Regions from separate parts of the Homo sapiens genome. Here all the other regions are linked to region 1. Evidence: chromatin contacts called from ENCODE Hi-C or POLR2A ChIA-PET data. All regions are on one chromosome and are shown on one strand. The core of a region is the stretch at or near the end of the contact, and the rest is flanking DNA. Distances in the headings are between cores, read along the strand shown.

Evidence for each region. Hi-C counts contacts between places; a loop is a spot of excess contacts on that map. ChIA-PET counts read pairs that join two places held with the same protein, here RNA polymerase II (POLR2A). Pooled maps may share reads with other maps.
Region 2: a loop to region 1 is called in a map with no recorded cell type, with 4 times the contacts of the local background. The contact joins the promoter of CYP19A1 here to the promoter of SPPL2A in region 1. A Hi-C loop is called at or near these places in 3 of 37 single-sample maps with no recorded cell type and 4 of 50 pooled maps. POLR2A ChIA-PET finds 5 or more read pairs at or near these places in 1 of 52 experiments (K562).
Region 3: a pooled map shows a loop between it and region 1 (6-fold over the local background). The contact joins the enhancer-like site here to the promoter of SPPL2A in region 1. A Hi-C loop is called at or near these places in 6 of 50 pooled maps. POLR2A ChIA-PET finds 5 or more read pairs at or near these places in 3 of 52 experiments (HEK293, activated CD4-positive, alpha-beta T cell and activated T-cell).

Annotation. Positions count from the first base shown.
Region 1 is chr15:50,762,982-50,767,648 of GRCh38, reverse strand. It overlaps SPPL2A (signal peptide peptidase like 2A), which reads left to right and starts at 1,943. Exons shown (of 15, transcript NM_032802.4): 1 at 1,943-2,181. The coding sequence starts at 2,116. RefSeq lists a silencer at 1,909-2,368.
Region 2 is chr15:51,335,440-51,340,106 of GRCh38, reverse strand. CYP19A1 (cytochrome P450 family 19 subfamily A member 1) reads left to right here and starts at 1,511. Exons shown (of 10, transcript NM_000103.4): 1 at 1,511-1,612. RefSeq lists cis regulatory regions at 1,205-1,234, 1,299-1,316, an enhancer at 1,268-1,347 and promoters at 1,268-1,586, 1,009-1,586.
Region 3 is chr15:50,245,127-50,249,793 of GRCh38, reverse strand. It overlaps HDC (histidine decarboxylase), which reads left to right. Exons shown (of 12, transcript NM_002112.4): 10 at 1,451-1,549. Among named protein-coding and RNA genes, the nearest start is that of HDC, 18 kb to the left of the region's middle. Within about 2 kb of position 1,838, at least 9 of the 41 ENCODE cell types and tissues checked have a DNase peak (open chromatin) inside an H3K27ac peak, as active enhancers do.

The DNA.
Region 1 (4,667 bases), core at 694-3,193:
TTCACCACTCATAACTTCAGCCAAGCCCAAGTTTTGCAGTTCCTTCAATGCCACCTTTGGCTTTGACACTAATGGCTCACTCTTCCTGGAAGTGCCCCCCTTCTTCTACCCTTTGCCTGGCTAAAATTAACTCACCCAGACTCAGCTCAGGCTGGTATTTTTCCTGGCACCCCTTTTATAACTCCTTTTGATACTTCCATAACATCTTGTGCAAACAAGAGTCACTACTCACCCTGAACTGTGTTTGCTCACACATCTGTGTCCCTCGTTAAACTATGAGCTGTGGGGTGGCAGGCACACTGTCCTATTCAGCATTTGATATTAAATATTCATCCAACAAATATCTGAGGACCTACTATATGCCAAATACTGTAGATGTAAAGGGTATAGCAGTCAACAAAGCAAAGACACCCCTTGCTATGAAGTGGGAGGTGGCATAAATAAATGAACCTATACATAGAATGAAAAGTGCTGTGCAGATAATTAAAATAAACAATAATATGAAAGTGACTGGACAGGCCGGGTGCGGTGGCTCATGCCTGTAATCCCAACACTTTGGGAGGCCAAAGCGGGTGGATCACCTGAGGTCGAGAGTTTGAGACCAGCCTGACCAACATGGTGAAACCCCGTCTCTACTAAAAATACAAAATTAGCCGGGTGTGGTGGCACGCGCCTGTAATCCCAGCTACTGGGGAGGCTGAGGCAGGAGAATTGCTTGAACCTGGGAGGCGGAGGTTGCAGTGTGCCGAGATTGCACCATCGCACTCCGGCCTGGGCAAGAAAAGCGAAACTCCGTCTCAAAAAAAAAAAAAAAAAAAAAAGAGAAAGGAAAAGAAAAGAAAGTGACTGGACAGGTACTTTAGATTGGGTATGTCAGGAAGTCCCGTCTGGGGAAGCGACATTGAAGCTGATAAGTGAATGTCAACAAGGCAGGCATTCTGAGCTTTGGAGAGAAGAGCACTCCAGCAGGGAGGACTACCAGAGCAAAGTCCGGGCGGCCCACCAGAGCAAAGGCCGGGAGGGCCAAAGGTCCGTGCGCCTTAAAGTGTGGGAAAGTAGTGAAGATGGGGAGACAGGAAGGCAGGGGCCAGATTTACCTTTGCAGGCTAGAGTAGAGTTTTGATTTTTTTTTTTTTTTTTTTTTGGAGACCGAGTCTCGCTCTGTCGCCCAGGTTGGAGTGCAGTGGCACAATCTCGGCTCACTGCAACCTCCGCCTACCCGGTTCAAGCGATTCTACTGCCTCCGCCTCCCGAGTAGCTGGGACGACAGGTGCGTGCCACCACGCCCAGCTAATTTTTTGTATTTTTAGTACAGACTTGGTTCCACCATGTTGGCCAGGATGGTCTCGATTTCTTGACCTTGTGATCCGCCCACCTCGGCCATCCAAATGCTGGTATTACAGGTGTGAGCCATCACACCCGGCCAAGTTTTTATTTTATTCCAAGTGTGATAGAGAGAGACATGATCTGACTTATATGTTTTGAAAGATGGCTCTGGGACTGTTATGTGGCTACTGGGCTGTCCGGAGGGGAAACTGAGACCCGTTTGGAGGAGAGGGAAGTTGGTGGCCTGGATAGAGTGGTGGCAGCAGTTCTGGAGAAAGTGGATGGATCTGGGTTATGTGGTGAGTCAGAGTGGCCAGGAACAAATGACAGGCAGATGAATTAGGGTGACCCTTAGATTTCTGGCTGCATGCAACACTCGGGTAGTTACTGGGGAACCGAGCAGACGCTCAGACACTTCCGAGCCTTGAGAAATCCGTTCTCCCGCCAGGCTTCGGTGTGAGTTAAAGTCGGGCAGCCGGAAAGCGACAGGCTCAGACCCGCAGCCGGTGGCCTCGTAGCGCCGGGACGCCGGGACGCCTGGATACCGGGAGAGCGCTGGGACTCTCCGAGCCCGGCGCGGGGGTTTCCGCATCTTACGGGCGGGGCCGGAAGAGGAAGTCGCGCTGCTGTGGCGGCCGCTGTAGCAGCGGCGGTCCAGTCGTAGCCCGGCCGCCCGCGCCTGTCCGGTCCGGTCCGGCCACGGAGGCAGCGCAGCGGCGGGACTCCGAGCCTACCCCGCCGAGTGAGCTGCGCCGCACCGTGCCGTCCCACCCGGCACCCACCAGTCCGATGGGGCCGCAGCGGCGGCTGTCCCCTGCCGGGGCCGCCCTACTCTGGGGCTTCCTGCTCCAGCTGGTAAGGGGGCGGGAAGGCGCGCAGGCCTCCCAGGGGCTGGGCGGGGCCGGGGCCAAGGCCGGGGCTCCCTTCCCCTACTCCTCGCCCGGCCTCCCCTCTGCCCGCACCTCCGCGGCCTGCTCTCGCACTCCTCTTTCCTCCCCTCCTCTTTCCATTACTCATCTCTTTCCTTCCACCCTCCTCTTTTCCACCCTCTTTCCCCCAACTTTCCCGCCCCCCACTCGGTTCCCGCCCATTGAAGTCTGGCGAAATACCTACCGCAAAAAGATCAGAGGAGCCCCTTAGGTTGCGTTGACCTTGATGCTTCTCGATAGTTGCTCACTGTCCCAGCATATTTAAAATTGACCTCTGGGTTTTATTGTCTAAGCCTTTCTTACCGCTTTTTACCCTTGGGAAGAAAAAAAAATTATACAAGGCGCCAGTATGTTTAGCGGTTCGAGGACTGCACTTTAATTGCACTAACACGGATGTCTTTTTAAAATTCCCTTCCCCCACTGTAGCTCCTGCTTCGCCTTAGGGCTCATTTGATTCTGTTATGAGGGTTTTTTTTTTTTGGAGGGGGGGTTTTAATAGCAGTAATTTAAAATAACTTTTAAAAGAAGACACCAAAATGTAATGCTTTTAGTGGTTTTCAGTTTTCTGCCTAATTTAAAGGGATGGGTGGGGAGCGTCGGTTAAATGTAAGTAAGAAATATGTGTTCATAGATTTGTTTTCATAGTCACAGAGAAGTAATAGTGTTTTAAAATTCAGCCTCAAGTAATTCGAGCTTCAGTGTGGGAGTGGGGTGTCAGGAACCCGGTGTTTCAGTTTTTGTTTCTAGTGACTTTTACTTAGGGAGTTTCAGGTTGGAAACTTACGCATGTTATTTATTACAGAATTGGTGTCGTGTAAGCTTGTTTCGTTCTATTAGAATGTGTGATTTCTTTGAAAGACTGTTTTGCTGACTCTCCAGTTTAAGGGGTTAGTATTAGTGAATACAAAAGTGTCTTTAATATTTATTGAAAAACCAAAATCTAAGCCAAAAAGTAAGTGCCTTTTGGTGTATTCATAACTTTGACAGGCAACATCAGGAACCTGAGAGAATGTATCTAAAAATTGCTGGGGGAGGGGAGTTCGATATAAAAAGAGCAACAAAGTAGCAGTGTTAGTCGGAGTCTTTAAGGTGTTTACTGTGTAATCAGACAGATAATACTTATGTCCAAAAGATATTCAGATAGTATGTAGATGTATGCAAAACTATAACCTAGATATAAAACTTTTCAAAGTGTTTTTGCATTCATTTTCATTTGAATCTCTTGAGCTGATTTTAAGAATGAATATCACATTCGTACTAATCCCTTCTCAACATAAATTAATAGCTTAGTGATACATCAGTTCCTCATAAACTCACATTGAAATTCTTATTAAAGGCCCTGAGCCCTCTCACCAGAAAACTCTACTTAAGTAGACTTGTCATTTGATTTCATAGCCTTCACAAATCTAAAGATCATCCCTGTTCTAAATTGTATCTAGGCTGTCTCCCACGTTCTGGATTTTAGGCCTTTTTTTGTTGTTGTTTTTGTTTTTTTCGAGACGGAGTCTCACTCTGTCGCCCAGGCTGGAGTGCAGTGGCGCGATCTCGGCTCACTGCAACCTCCGCCTCCCAGGTTCAAGCAATTCTCCTGCCTCAGCCTCCCGAGTAGCTGGGATCACAGGCAAGCACCACCATGCCCAGCTAATTTTTGTATTTTTAGTAGAGATGGGGGTTTCACTATGTTGGTCAGGCTGGTCTCGAACTCCTGACCTCGTGATCCACCCTCCTCGGCCTCCCAAAGTGCTGGGATTACAGGCGTGAGCCACCATGCCCGGCGATTTTAGGCCTTTTATATTGCACCTATGTGCTTTGTTGTACCTCACCATGGTAATCTCGGGTTCTATATTCCTCGGTTCTAGGGTTGTTGTGAAGATTAAGTAACATTTTTCTACACTGCAAATGTTTGGTGTGCATCTTATTATATGGGATGTAATGTCCTGATGACTGAATAAACTGACAATATCTGTTTAAATTGTAAGGATCTTTTTTCGATACCAGCTAGTATCACTGATTTTTCTATTTCTTGTTGATTTCTTTATGGATTTGTTTTCTTCTTGGTTCCTCCTTCCTTTAATTTCCTGAGATGTTCTTTCTCATTCCTTTCGTGTTCTGAGAACTTGGGTAGATCTGGTTTCCTTTTCCTCAGCTGGAGTTCTTTCTCCTTTCTGGATACCTAGTTCCTTTCCTCCAACTCTGTCTGAAGTCTTCTACCATTTTCTCCCTGAAGCCCTTTGTTTATTCCTCTTCCCTAATTTTACAGCTCTAGGTAGCCTTTCTGAGTTCCTTTGATTAGTGATGCCAGCTCAATCATTTCATTTCTCCTCTCTGGGCTCTTGAAACTGGCACTACTTGTCCGGGCGTGGTGGCTCACGCCTGTCATCCCAGCACTTTGAGAGGTCCAGGTGGGTGGAT
Region 2 (4,667 bases), core at 262-2,761, 570 kb before region 1:
ATGATAGTGAGTTATCATGAGATCTGGTTGTTTAAAAGTGTGTAGCATCTCTCCTGGCCCCTCTTCCTCCTGCTCCCACCATGTGAGATGTTCCTGCTCCTGCTTTGCCTTCCTCCATGAGTAAAAGCTCCCTGAGGCCTCCCCAGATGCAGGTGCTGCCATGCTTCCTGTTCAGCCTGTGGAACCATGAGCCAATTAAACTTCTTTTCTTGTAAGTTACCCAGTCTCGGGCTTTTCTTTATAGCAAGGCAAGAATGGACTAATACACATACCAATTCTTGCAGGTAGGATTTTTTGGCACAGGAGAGAAAGCTGAGTAGTATCAGACTTCTTGCCCCCTACTCTCCAGGGTGAGCCAGGGTAGAGCCTCTGAGAATGCACAAGGAAACTGAAGTGACATCTCAATCAGAAATTCTGAGTCAAAGTTTAGATTCCTGAGTTTTAATAGGAACATTGACCAACTTCAGTATTCTTAGAAGAGCATACAGGATAAGAAGAAATTAGGAAAGCATGAAGGTCCAAGTGTTTCATAAAGTACCCCCACTGTGGGGATATGATGACTGGGAGGGGATGGCAGTGATGTAAAAAGCTTTGTCCATTTCCTCCCAACTCAAACGTTCTGTGACCTACTTGAAGAACTGTCATGTATCCTTATCTCTTTTCATCCAGGTATCAGGTTTAGGGCCAATGGGGAGGAGCCACTGAGAGGGAGGGTTGACACTCAGCATCATTCAGATCTTCATTTAATTCAGTAAACACTTAACTGAGCACTTCCTGTGCCTGGTATGATAATGGGCATTGGAGATACGGAAGTAAAAAAGACAGGCAGATTACCCTGTGAGCAGCTGGAACACCGTGGAGCCTTCTGGGCTTCTCTTTATCCTAACATTCATTGCAGTTACTGTTGACTGATCATCTCTCAGCAATACCCACCATTAACCATGGAATAGAAGCCTCCTGAGGCTAGGGGCCATGTCACCCCCAACACATAGCACAGTTCCTGATTTGGAATTCACTATTACCCGTTGAATAAATGAGTGAATGAACGAATGAATAAATGAAAAGCTGTATAGTGAAGGCACTTCTATGTAGAACAATGTGGTGTGTGGTGGGGGGTGTGATCTTATGATTACATGTATATAGATTTTTGTCCATGGTTCTTGTCCATAACTCCCATGACACTTGCTGAGGTCTTTTGCTATAATGTAGAGGTGCTTTAGGCCTCAGGAAACAGAATATTTCTCTGGCCTTCTTTGCCCTCCTTTCATCCACCCAAGGCGGGACTCTATAATCTGATTGTGGGTCATAAGACCCTCATTCCAGAGGAGGTCATGCCCCATACCCTGGAGGAAGGAATGCTGCACAAAGAGAGGAAGAAGAATCTGGACAGACAGACCTTGCTGAGATTAGATCATACCCTTTTTGTCCAATCACATTTTGTTCAATCACATGCTTCAGTCATGGACAACAAATGAAATCTCCATAAAAGGCCCAAAGGACAGGGTTCAGGGAGTTTCTGGAGGGCTGAACACGTGGAGGCAAACAGGAAGGTGAAGAAGAACTTATCCTATCAGGACGGAAGGTCCTGTGCTCGGGATCTTCCAGACGTCGCGTATGTATCTCTTAATCTGACTGAGCCCTCAACCTGTGGGATCAGACACTCTTTCCAGGTAGATAGTGTTGGAACTGAGTTGGAGGACACCCAGCTGGTGCCCGCTGCTTGGTGTGTGGGGGAAAATCCCCTACATTTGGTCGCAGAAGTCTTCTGTGTTGATGACTGTTGTCGTGGTGTGAGAGCAGAGGGAAAACACTGCTTGAGTGTTTTTCTGAAATAGGAGGGCCTAAGAACTATACTGTTCTATGCCACAGAACTGGCCCCCTACTTTCCTTGAAAGGCTGGCTATCCAATGGTGAGGAGAGGAAGTGGTAGCCTGAACCAGCCTCCCCATTTCCCCACCTCCCACCCCAGTTCAGAGCCCAGATCCAGTAGACAGAGCAGAGATGAGGCCTGCTTGGAGCCAGGCAGGCTCTATTAGACAACTTCAGGCCAAGAAGCTGCCCCTCTTGGGATGCAGGACTCAAAAGGCTTGTAGCATGGCCACCCCGTGGGCTGGGTTGGTGGAAAGCCTGGGATATTGCTCTGGGGCAAGAGGGGCAGAAGGAAGCGCAAATGAAAAGCCAGACTCCTTTCCTACCAGACTCCACTGTCAGATCCCTCTCCAACTCTTCCTGTGTGGGATGATGGCATTTTTCACAGAAGAAGGGGGACATGTTGATATGGCCTACAAGGTAGACATCTTCACTCATCTCTCACCCTAAAGTGGCTGTGCCCAAGCAGCTGCCATGCTCTGCCCTCTTTCCTCTTCTCCTCTATCTTCTCTCTCCAACCCTCTTTCCACCGCAGTGCCACACAGTGACCTATCTCCATCACTGGCCTATTTCAGTGTTGCCCACTTTAAGGCCTAACTCCGAGTACCCTTCCTCATCTAGCCTTGACTTCCTAGGCCAGTCCCAAGCACTGTGAGCTCTACAAGCTGCAGGGGCTCTGTGGTTATGCACCTGGGCTTTGGAATCAGACCTGACCTTGAAACTGTTTTTTAACTGCATGACTTTAGATATGCTACTCAAGTTCTTTAAAGAGACTGTAATTGTATCTATTTCATAGGGTTGTGAAGCTTTAATAAGAAAATACTTGTAAAGCACTTGTATAATAAATGTTCAACACGGGTTGGTATTGTTGGATATGGGCCATATGAACTGGCTGAGACTTACACTGTGTGTGCCTTGTGCTGTTAGTTGACACTTTAGTTCTTCTGTGCCTTGTGCTGTTAATCGACATCTTAGTTCTTCCACATCCTATTTCTTCAGTTGGGTTACAATATTCTTAAGGCAGGGACCTATCTTAACTGTCCTCTCACAGCAGGGACTTGTGCCAAGTAGGAATATTTGATTAATGGATTCATTAGCTAATCACACTTTGTAGATGCTTTTTGAGGAACAGAACTTTTGAATGCACGATAAACTTGGGTTCTCGTCTGAATACCATGGCTTTGAGGTTGGTTATATGGAGCCTTTCAGTGTGAATCCCTAAGCCTCTTGAGATTTCTTGAGAGGCAGATATGCCTGCATAGCCTGCCCTGCCTGATACTTCACAGAATGGGCTGCTACTTTTTACTTATTATTAAAAAAAAAAAAAAGCTATCAATCTGGCCTGTTTTGTTGACACAGGAGGCTCAGGATATAATGCGGACACAGGGAGATATCTCAATTCCCTTTTTTTGGAGACCAAAGCAGCCAAGAACATTGTGTGCTATCTTTACAATGAGAAGTAGTTTTTCCATTAAAAGGCAGATGCTTCATTTCCAAAAGTTAAATAGAATGGTCCTTAAAAATGATTCCAGCTGGTTAACTTTAGGGCTCTGGAGAATAAAATCAAATTCAAGAATATACCCCAACTTTAGTTCCACAGCATTTCTTCCTGATTGTGAAGTAAATAATTTTCCTGGCCTGGCACTTGGGTATTCTTGTCTTCAGTGATGAGATTGACAGCTACACTGTGACTTTTGATGGTTTTACTGCCCCACCACCCTTCCACCACACTGGTGATTAGGGAGAGAGCCACCCTAAAAGTTGTCACCACATGCATCTTCCACTCAGCCTCTTATGGTTTTAACTCCCCATTCCTACTGTTAAACCCCAAGAAACTTCACACCATCCAACCAAAGTCAGCAATTCTCCCTTTTTTCTTTCTTTTATTCTTTCATGTATTCATTTACTCAGCAAATGGTAATTGGGTGCCTACTATCTGCCAGGAACTGTGCCAGGAGCCAGGAATAGCATGGAGAGCAAAGCCAGGCATCATTCCTGAAGCCTGGAGTGGGGAGACAGATTTACCAAACAATATTAGACATGAGGGTGCAATTCTAAATGCGGCCACGAGACAAATGCTCTGGAAGAAAGGAATGCAGTTCCTTGAGATCATATCACTGAAGAGCCTGTCCTAGAGTTGGATGTGTGGTTCAGGGAAGGCTTCCCTGAGAAAAGGATGCTTGTGTTGGCACCTGAAGCTGAGTTGTAAACTAGGCGAAGATAGGGGTGAGGAGAATTGCAGAGAGGAGGAACAACACGTTCAAGGCCCTATGGCAGGAGATGGCATGGCTTATTTGAGGAACCGTAAGAAGCCAATGCGGTGCCACATGGAGCGTCAGGAGCAAGGAGGAGGGAGTGAAATGAGGCTGTAACCAAGGCAGGGACCAGACTCTGTGGGTGGGACCTTCCTTGTAGGGCTGAGGCCTTTACTGTAAAAGCAATGGGAAACAAATGAGGAGTTTTACGTGTGTGTGGGATGGGGAGGAGTCGGTAGATGGATGACAGATTTTCATTTTAAAAGATTACCTTTTACTGCCAAGACTTGCAGTGGCTTCTGTCACTATGGAAACCATGTATGATCTCTGACCTCCACCAGGGCCAACTTCAGCCTTTAAAACCACCTGGAAATAAGGAAGTGCTGAGTTCTAGAAAATGTAACTTTCTCTTTCATCTGTATGTAAAAAGGTAGTTGAAAAACAGAACCGTGACTAAATTTAGATCATTTAGCCAATCTTGATACTAGTAGGGGTTTTTGTATAAAACACAGTGTGTTGTTAGCATTTTCTTGGAAGTTAGCC
Region 3 (4,667 bases), core at 589-3,088, 520 kb after region 1:
CTGGTAAAATAAAGTAGCTCTCTCTATATATGAAATAAATTGGCTATAACTATCTGGAAACCAGAACCTTTTGACAGATGATCCCTATCATCCGTTCATTATTCTCTTGGAGTGTCCATTGGACAAGAGGTGGAGTTGACACTTTCCTTGTTACAGCAATTTTGTTCCATTTTCAGGTTTTGATGCCTTCTGCTGGCACAAAAGCCCCCAAGCTGCTCCCCAGCACAACAGAGTTTTGCTTGGAAATCAAAGGCTTAGTAGTTTTCTGCTGGGGAAACATTGTCCATCAACAAAGGGGTAACATCCCAACTGTGCCTGGCTCAGGAAACTGGGGTGAAGGGTGAAGGTGAGGACATTTGTGAGGATTTGATAATCTTGTGTATGGGCAGATAAATACGCAGTGGGACAAACATTTATTTTTAGTCAACAGAAATTGTGGTAGAAACTTTCTGACGTTTGAGGGAGATGTCATTAGGAAACCACGTGACTCATTAGAATAACTGTAAATGTTTTCCAAATCCTCTGCTCTATTTTCAGATCTGAGAAATCAGTCTGAAATTGATTTGGAAATTTTCAGATGTATGGTGACTGCAACCTTGAACTTTAAGCTCTGTTGAATTTGGCCACCAGGAGCAAAGAGTCAATTTTCATCTAACAGCGGCAGAAATTTGGGTGCTCATTTGAAATCTGACAGCTGGAGTGATGGCTCTCAGATCACAGGAATCTCACAGGAAAATGAACAAGGCAGTGTAAGGTTAAATAGGGGTCATCTTGGCTCTAGACAGAAATGCTACTGTGATTTGTAGCTCACATTTTAAAATAATCTAAATAGCCAACACCTACTGACAACTTCTTCTGAGGCTCTTGGCGTTCTTTGTCCTCACACCACTTGCCCGGGAGGTGCAATTGGTTCTTTATGTCCCGGACTGATGAGCCAGTGAGGTGGCACTACCCAAGGTCACACAGCTAGTAAGTGGCACAGCTGGAGGCGAAACCTAGGTCTGCAGGGCTCTAGTGTCTGTGCTCTAACTACCATACTTTACATTTTGGGAGGAATAAAAATAGAACTTTATTTTCTGCTATTCAAGGAATAAAGATTCATTTAGAGTAAAAATGTATTTCCCTTATGTTGAGTTTCTGGGCCGGGATGAAATGTTTAAAGCAGCACTTGAAAGCAAAGTGCCCTTCTCATTGGTTCAGGGTAATGGACTTGACTTCCACTTGTCTGGCTCTCAGACAAGTGACTATTGGCCACCTTCATCAGTGATTTGGTCACACGATGGGGCAACCCTTGGGGAGCTTGGCTTACTCCTTAGCAACAGCTCCCAGAGTCATGGTGACATCGTCCATCCCTGGAGGGCTGGGCAGGCAACAGATAATGCCCAGAAATGCCCGAGGGAGTGGGGCACCCTTGTCTCTAACCTTGGGCACTGTGTTCCTTTGTTTCTAGCACTGGCAGATCCCCCTGAGCCGACGGTTTCGCTCTGTTAAACTCTGGTTCGTGATTCGGTCCTTCGGGGTGAAGAATCTTCAAGCACATGTCAGACATGTATGTAGCATGCTGCTGTGGGGGCTGAGCCTGTGTTCCTCTGTTTTCTCATGGCGAGGAAGGCTGGTTTCTACTTTGCAGATCTGCCTAGGAGACTTGCGGTGTGTGGTTCAGGTGTCTGGGCCTGTTCCTCAGCTCCTGGGACTTGATTCTCTTTGTTAACCAGAGGAGCGCTGAGCACAACATGCCCTGAGGGCTGCCTGATGCCTGTCCTCTGCTGAGTGTCTCACCGTTCCCCTTGCTGTCACTGAGCACTGGGGAGGGTTGGCCCCAGAGTCTGGTTTGCAGGAAAGAGAAAGAGAAAGTAAATCAAGGGGAAGTGTGTGTGGCCAGGGTAGGATCCTATCTGCTTTGGAATTACCTCAATGGTCACAGCTGGCTGAATATTTTAGCACTATTATGATTATGCCTGAAATAAAGCTCCCCTGGCTTGGACAGGTAGACCTACCAAGTCTGGAACAAACCTCCCTGCATCAACAGGCATTTATTGAAGGCCTATTTTGCTTAATTTATTTCTATTCAATTCAACAATTACAAGGTATTGTGCTAAGAAAGGGACACAGAGGTAAATGAGACAGGTGCAGCCTCTCTCCCATGTTCTTCATGGAAGAAGCGGGACTTAACTAAGAACTCTGGCCACTGGCATTGTTCTCCCACTTCTACAAGAGTCCACATGCAAGACAAAGCCATTGATAAAAGTAGTGGGGGAAGCTGAAGACACTGTCCTTTCTGCCTATGTGTGTCTTTGTCCTTCCACCTTTCCTCTAGGGAATTCCTTCTTGGTTAAACAAACACAAACCAAAATGAAGTGGTGGAAGCGGTAACTATGATTTTTTTTAACATTTAAAAAAAATAATTATTATGCTTACATAATAATTACGTATATATTTATGGGGTATGTGTGAGGTTTTGATACAGGCATACAATGTGCAATGATCAAATTAGGGTAACTGGGTATCCACCACTCAACCATTTATCATTTCTTTGTGTTAGAAACATTCTAGTTCCATTCTTTAAGTTAGTTTGAAATGTACAGCAAATTATAGTTAACTATAGTTGCCTTATTGTGCCGCCTAACATTAGATCTATTTAATTGTATTTTTGCGCCCGTTAACTATCACCTCTTTATCCCCCATTCCCTGCTACCCTTCCCAGCCTCTGCCAACCATCATTCTACTGTGCGTCTCCACGAGCTCAGTTTGCTTACTTTTTAACTCCCACGTTTGAGTGAGAACATGTGAAATTTGTCCTTCTGTGCCTGGCTTATTTTGCTTAACATAATGTTCTCCAGTTTCCTATGACTGGTTTTAATGTTGGTAATTTTACCTTTGTAATCACCACTGGTTGTTTACCAATGAGCAGCTGCCACCAACAATATTGAGGAACTTTAGGCACTTTGTGCTGTTTCTAGAAATGCAGACTCAAGACTGGAGGGTTGTGGGCGGGGAATGGTTGGTGGAGGTTACAAGTAATTAGGAACATTTTTTTGCTTACAGTTTGGGACTGGATATTCAATGTGCAGATCCTGACTAACCTCCCTTAGCACTTCTGTTTGCAAATCAAACCCCTGAATTCCTCCTATTAGCAACCCCATTGCCTACCATATGAGGCCCACACTCCTGGGCCTGGCTTTCAAGGACTTGACGATTAGCTCCTACCTTAGCTTGGGCATTTCATCGACCCATCCAGACCTCATGCTCAGTCCATCTCTGCACCTTCACCCGTGTCCTTCACCTGAACTACCCTCTCCTCTCCAAATGTTGTGAATGGATTAAATTCTGCTTCCACTAGAAGCTTTTCTGCCTATTCCATCTGTTCTGGTTTCTGCTTCATTAGCATTCCTGTGATCACCTACTCAAACACCTTTACAAAACTGTGCTCAAAGTTCTTCCAATGTCCCACAATAGAAGAAATGGAATTAAAATAAAGTTGTTTGATATGATTTGATTTTATCTCTTCAACTTGACGGTGATGATAATTATTGACACTTGCGTAATGCCTTCAATACAAAAATAAATTCTAGTTCTTCATTAGATCCTTAGCACAGTGCCTGGGGTGGTCACTCTAACCTGGCAAGGCTCAGAGGGAGTAATTGCCCTGCTTGAGGGAAGAAGGCCCGGGACTTTCCCTGAAGCCTCCCAATTCCAAATCCTTTCTTCATAGTTCTGGGCTGCTTTCTACTACACTGAGCTCTTGGAAAGTTATATAAAATTAAATTTCATATTTCTGTGTTACAGAGAAGTGCTTTAAAGAATGGATTTTTAGTTCTACCCTTTACTGTTTGATGACCTTAGACAAATTACTTAACCTTTCTATATTTGTCTGCCTTATTTATTTATTGTTATTTATTTTTGAGATGAGGTCTCTGTTGCTCAGGCTGAAGTGCGGTAGTGCCATCAGAGCTCACTGCAGCCTTGACCTCCCCAGGCTCAGGTGATCCTCCCACCTCAGCCTCCTGAGTAGCTGGGACTACAGGCGCATACCATCATGCCTGGCTACTTTTTGTATTTTTTGTAGAGATGGGGTTTTGTCATGTTGCCCAGGTTGTTCTCACGCTCCTGGGCTCAAGCAATCTGCCTACCTTGGCCTCCCAAAGTGCGAGGATTACAGGCATGAGCCACCACCCCTGGCCATGCCTTCCTAATTTATAAAAATGAGAAAAGGATACTACCTCTCTCAAATTAAATGAGATAATATATATGCAGCCCTTAGCACAGGGTCTACCTACTACTCAGTTAAGTACTCAATGAGTACCTCTTCCTCTTCTCTTCTTCCCCTTCTTCATCATCTCCTTCTTCATCTAATTATAATAAATTGTCATCATCATCACCATCATCATCATCATCATCCTCATCTCCTATCACCTACAATAGGGATTGGTAAACATTTCCTGTAAAAAGCCAGATACTAAATACTTTTGGCTTTGTGGGCCATACTCTATTGTAATTACCTCTGTACTACAAGAGCTACCGTAGACAATATGTAAACAAATGGGAATGCTGTGTTCCAAAAAACTTTACAAACACAGGTGGGGGCTATATTTGGCCATGGCTGCACTGTGCCTGCCCTTGACCTAGAGCGGTGCAGGGCACTGGCAGCAGCTCTGCTTTCATGACCT